Regions from separate parts of the Homo sapiens genome. Here region 1 is linked to region 2. The links are chromatin loops, found by intact Hi-C in ENCODE. Cell type or tissue: GM12878. All regions are shown on one strand. Links, peaks and the distances in the headings refer to the core of each region. The heading gives the core; the rest is flanking DNA. Region 1 overlaps DENND5A (DENN domain containing 5A). Region 2 overlaps DENND5A (DENN domain containing 5A).

The links. Peaks named below come from ENCODE experiments on the same cell type or tissue, not always from the same donor. Only the 100,000 strongest peaks of a DNase experiment are listed, where the experiment ranks them.
Region 1: it touches region 2 in a loop (3-fold over the local background); 37 of 110 quality-filtered maps call a loop at or near these places.

The regions. Positions count from the first base shown.
Region 1 is chr11:9,259,142-9,261,945 of GRCh38, forward strand. The region is part of intron 1 of DENND5A (DENN domain containing 5A); the gene reads right to left. Among named protein-coding and RNA genes, the nearest start is that of DENND5A, 4.8 kb to the right of the region's middle. RefSeq lists a silencer at 1,722-1,781. In GM12878, for the core only: a CTCF peak has its summit at 1,247; no DNase peak of the experiment used is centred there; H3K4me3 peaks cover 374 bases.
Region 2 is chr11:9,208,149-9,210,952 of GRCh38, forward strand. The region is part of intron 1 of DENND5A (DENN domain containing 5A); the gene reads right to left. Among named protein-coding and RNA genes, the nearest start is that of DENND5A, 56 kb to the right of the region's middle. In GM12878, for the core only: no CTCF peak of the experiment used is centred there; DNase peaks (open chromatin) are centred at 1,113 and 1,583; H3K4me3 peaks cover 812 bases; H3K27ac peaks cover 2,500 bases.

The DNA.
Region 1 (2,804 bases), core at 284-2,783, 51 kb after region 2:
CCCAGCTACTTGAGAGGCTGAGGCAGGAGAATCGCTTGAGCCCAGGAGGCAGAGGTTGCAGTGAGCTGAGGTCGTGCCATTGCACTCCAGCCTGGGCAACAACAGCAAAACTCCATCTCAAAAAAATAAACAACAGGCCAGGCGTGGTGACTCAAGCCTGTAATCTCAGCACTTTGGAAGGCCAACGCAGGCGGATCACAAGGTCAGGAGATCAAGACCATCCTGGCTAACACGGTGACACCCCATCTCTACTAAAAAAAAAAAGTACAAAAAAATTAGCCGGGCGTGGTGGTGGGCGCCTGTAGTCCCAGCTACTCCGGAGGCTGAGGCAGGAGAATGGCGTGAACCCGGGAGGCGGAGTTTGCAGTGAGCCGAGATCGTGCCACTGCACGCCAGCCTGGGCGACAGAGTGAGACTCCCATCTCAAAACAAACAAACAAACAAACAACAAAAAAACAGGGTCTTGCTACAGTGGCCAAGGTGATCTCAAACTCCTGGACCCAAGCATCATCCTGCCTCAGCCTCCCAGACTGCTGGAATTACAGATGTGAGCCACTGTACCAGGACCCTCTCTCTTCTAAAGGTGACATTAAGAGACTATTTCAGGCCAGGCGAAGCGGCTCACACCTGTAATCCCAATACTTTGGGAGGCCAATGCGGGTGGGTCACCTGAGGTAAGGAGTTCAAGACCAGCCTGACCAACATGGCGAAATCCTGTCTCTACTAAAAATACAAGAATTAGCCAGGTGTGCTAGTGCACACCTGTGGTCCCAGCTACTTGGGAGGCTGAGGCTCAGAATCACTTGAACCAGACAGGCAGAGGTTGCAGTGAGCTGAGATCACGCCATTGCACTCCAGCCTGGGCAAAAGAGCAGGACTCCATCTCAAAAAAAAAAAAAAAAAAAAAAAGAGAGAGACTATTTCAGTGTAGTCTCAATTTTCTAGTAAGTTCATACAGCACACTGGCCAGTTTCCCATCTATCCTTATCCCTAGCCACTTCTCTTCAATTCCTGGCAAGAGCTTCTGCACAGAGCCTGGGAAAATTGGAGTACAAGATGAAAGAACCTAGGATACTTATATCTCAATGCTAGGTGCAGATCAGTTCAGAGGAACTTACAGATTCCAAGGTAAGAAATACGTCACAAGTATTTGGGAACCTTAATTCTCAAGCAGAGACAAGGAAAATAAACTCATGAACCCCATTTCACAGTAAAACCTTCTCCTGGGGTCACCTAGTGGTGACCATCAGAAACAAAGAAAAAGAAGATTCACCAGGACATTCGCCCATCAGAGGTAGAAAAAGAAACTGAACTCCACTATCATCTGCCTCCCCACTTACGATGTGCCAAAAATAATGGAAAACATAAATCAGAAGCAATTCTTCCAGATTTGCTTACCTAACTGACAAGTTCAAAAAGCCAACAAGCAGACACCATATCCTCAAGGTGGCTAAATCTGTGCTTTGCTCACATATTACCTTCTTCTCCTTCTAGCCCAAAGAGCTTCCTCAACCAGAAAACAAAATTAATTTTCACACATTCCTCAATTCCTTGCACAAAAAACAACTACATTACTTGCCTAAATGCTGAGTCTGCAAGAAAGGGAAAGAAGTGACAGGAAGAGATTCCTACAAAATCCAATTACCTCAGTCTATATTAAACACAGCAAGCTCTATGCTTATTTGGGTTTTTTTATTTTTTATTTTTAGTTGTATTTGTTTATTTGAGACAGGGTCTCACTCTGTTGCTCAGGCTGGAGTGCAGTGTCACAATCTCAGTTCACTGCAACCTCTGCCTCTGAGACTCAAGTGACCTTCTCACCTCAGCTTCCTGAGCAGCTGGGACCACAGGTGCATGCCACCACACCCAGCTAATTTTTTGTACTTTCTGTAGAGATAAGAGTCTTGCCGTGCTGCCCAGGCTGGTCTCAAACTCCTGGGCTCAAGCAATTCACCCACCTCAGCCTCCCAAAGTACTGGGATTACAGGTGTGAGCTACTGCGCCCAGCCTCCATGTTTATTTGTTGCAGACAGAGAGGAATGAATCTTAACCTTTCTCCACAAAACAAGAAGGAACACCGAGCATCTTTGATTTGCTTATTCTGGGTTCACTTTTTAAGAATGTAGATGCTACCTGAGCTATGTAAGTTAACTGTGTGGAGTGCACCTTCTTAGAGACTCCTTAATACCTTCTTGGAGAACCTGGCTACAAATTACAATTTCCTGTAGTTAGTTACTGAGTATGATATCATCAGTTTGGGAGCTACAAGGCAGGCTGAGGAGAGAAAATGCACCCTGGAGACTCTCAGGAAGAACCTGCTATTTGTACTCTGCTTTGTTTTATTCAAAGATTCCCTCTGGGAGTGGTGGCTCACGCCTGTAATCCTAGCATTTTGGGAGGCCGAGGTGGGCAGATCACTTGAGGTCAAGAATTCAAGACCAGCCTGGCCAACATGGTGAAACCCCATCTCTACTAAAGATACAAAAATTAGCCTGATGTGGTGGCACGCGCGGCTCATAATCCCAGCTACTCGGGAGGCTGAGGCAGAATTGCTTGAACCTGGGAGACGGAGGTTTCAGTGAGCCACTATTGCAGCACTGCATTCCAGCTGGGGCAACAGAGTGAGACTGTGTCTCAAAAAAAAAAAAAAAAAAAGATTCCCTCTGGATAGTTCAGATTCCCCTACCAACCCACCAGAAATGAAATGAAGAGGGAAAAAAAATCCTTCCAACACTGCATACTCTAACAAAGGCCACCTATCGGAAATGTGGTCTCGGCATTCCACTACTGCAACCACATTTTTA
Region 2 (2,804 bases), core at 151-2,650:
ATTGTGAGGAATAGAGATGAACCAGACAAAGCACATACCCTCAATGATCTCAGTGTCAAATATACAGGAAAAAGAACATACACATACAAATAACCATTTCACAGGAAGGCTATTATCTGGGAGGCTCCAGATCTTTCACCTACGTGGCCTAACCATTCAGAGTACACTTGCACAGGGTCCTGTTTGCGTGTGCTAGTTGACAGAATAAATTCTGTTACAAATGTAGTTTTTCTAAGTTGGTCTGGAACCTAAAGGGACTTGTGGTTATTAAGGAAAATGCATTCTTCACTATCACAGGATGAGATGCACCTAAGTCAGAAAATCCTTTACCCTAAATCAATCCCAAAGGCACCTCAAAAGTTTCTAAAAGAGAAAAGTTTATAATAACTCTAAGGCACCTGTTCCAGAAACTAATAATAATTCCAGTCAGAAAGTTACTGCTTTTATAACTACAATCTCTCCTCTATTTTCTCTGAGGTTTTGTCCATCATCAGAAGCAGCAGCTCACTTATTCACAATTTTCAAATTCTGATAGGACCCAACCTTCTTTCTGTTATTAAAAGCAAGTGCCACAATTTCATTCCTCTTATTTCCTGATCCTTCTTCCAAACAAATTCTTCTGAAACTTTCTTTTTGAGTAAATTTCGTCCCTCAAAATACATTTGGTAATCTTCACTAAAGACTGGCAAAAATCAGCAGGCAGCTGGTAATAGCTGCAGCAACAAGGCCTACAGCTTATGTAGAGCTAGGCTCAGAGCTTTCTGTAACACCTGCAGAGCCCACCCATGGTAAGCCTGCACTTACTGTACAAAGTAATTAAGCAGCAAGCCGCTGACATAATGATCTCGTCTACAGTCTGAAATTCTTGGGATGTATTTTTAAACTGCATTCATGTCTGAAAGAAGATAACTGTTTCTTCCTCCTAAGCTTCTTCACTTTCAGTTATCAGTTTGTTCATTTCTTCCTAACTAGCCAGAAAATCCCCTCAGTAAAAACCACGAAATATCACAACAGAGAGAGGAATCAGGACAACTATCACCGTTCTCTGTAAAGGAAAGACGCCTTCCTAAAATGGCTCTAGGCGTCTATGGCCATAACCACCCTAAATGCGCCTGATCTCATCTAAAATGGCTGTAAGGAGCTCCCTAAGACATGACATGCATGTGTGAGAAGATAGGAAAGCTGAGTGATTAAGGGGAGAACTTTTTAAAAGTGAGATGAAGAATGGAGCCAAAGGTGAGCATGACCAGCTGATCTGAAGTGTGGTCAAAAGGGAGAGAAAGGCTATGAATCACTGGAGAAGTGATTGTTAGAGCCTCTGTCCCCACCACCACCTCTCCACATCTGCCCCTTCTTTAAATTAGCTAAGGGAAGAAGTCTTGTTAAAGAGTCTGGTTCTAAATAAAGGACTATACGGGGTGCCAAAGTTAGACAAATGTCCTTCTGTGAATTAGACTGGACCAGTAGCAAGAGCAAAGTATTTTCTCCATAAGGGGAAAGGAGATGTATAAAGAAGTATGAGGGCCCTGAAAACAAATCATATTCTCATTTCAGCCGCTCTACAAAGAGTGCCAGAAAAGGTAAGAGAAGGGGATTCACAAACCTAAGATTTTTTTTAGTGAAATGATTCACTCATCATTTACTTAGGGCTGAGTTTTAAGAATAAACAGTAAGGGGCTGGGCACGGTGGCTCATACCTGTAATCCCAGCACTTTGGGAGGCTAAGGTGGGTGGATCACTTGAGGTCAGGAGTTACAAACCAGCCTGGCCAACATGGTGAAACCCCATCTCTACTAAAAAATACAAAAATTAGCCAGGCGTAGTGGCGGACACCTGTAATCCCAGCTAACTGGGAGGCTGAGGCAGGAGAATCACTTGAACCCGGGGGATGGAGGTTGCAGTGAGCTGAGATCACACCATTATACTCCAGCTTGGGTGACACAGCAAGACTCCATCTCAAAAAAAAAAGAGAAGAAACAGTAGGAAAACTTAATCCTCAGAAACACCTACATAGGCCCACCTCCTGAAACCTGTGTATCACAGGTACCTTAAATTCTCAATTATTTAGACCCTTGGAAATTCAAACAATATTAGGAATATGACATCACCAACATGACTGTCCTATTGTCCTAGAAACAACGACTAATTATTTGTTCAACACATATAGATTATACAAACATCAGCAGATCCAGATATAAGATCTAAAGCCCATTTCCAAGAACAATTTCAAAATTAGTCAACTATGTGTGAGTCTATCTTTGTGAATCTGCTTCCAAGGAAGTACAGTTCAAATCAATCATAACAGACTTTTTTTTAAAGCATACATGCCTTACAAGAACTTCTAATAGGTTTTTTATCTGTTCTGTTTTGACCAAGCCAGAAATAAATCGACATTTGTTGTTGTTGTTGTTTTGAGATAAGGTCACACTCTGTTGCCCAGGCTGGGGTGCAGTGGCACAATCACGGCTCACTGCAGCCTCAACCTCCTGAGCTCAGGCTATCCTCCCACCTCAGCCTCCAGAGTAGCTAGGACCACCACGCCCAGCTAATTGTTTAAATTTTTTTGTAGAGTCAGGGTCTAGCTAGGTTGCCCAGGTTGCTCTCAAATTCCTGGGCTTACGCAATCCTCTGACTTCAGCCTCCCTTACAGGCATGCTCCACCACACCCAGTTTAAAGACATTTTTATATCTGGCCTCTTGAAGGTGATAGGGAGGATAATATAAAGATCTGTGAAACTACAATGGGAAAAAATTGATTTTATCAACAGAATATTTTATGTCTAGTTCATACAGATTCTGCTTCC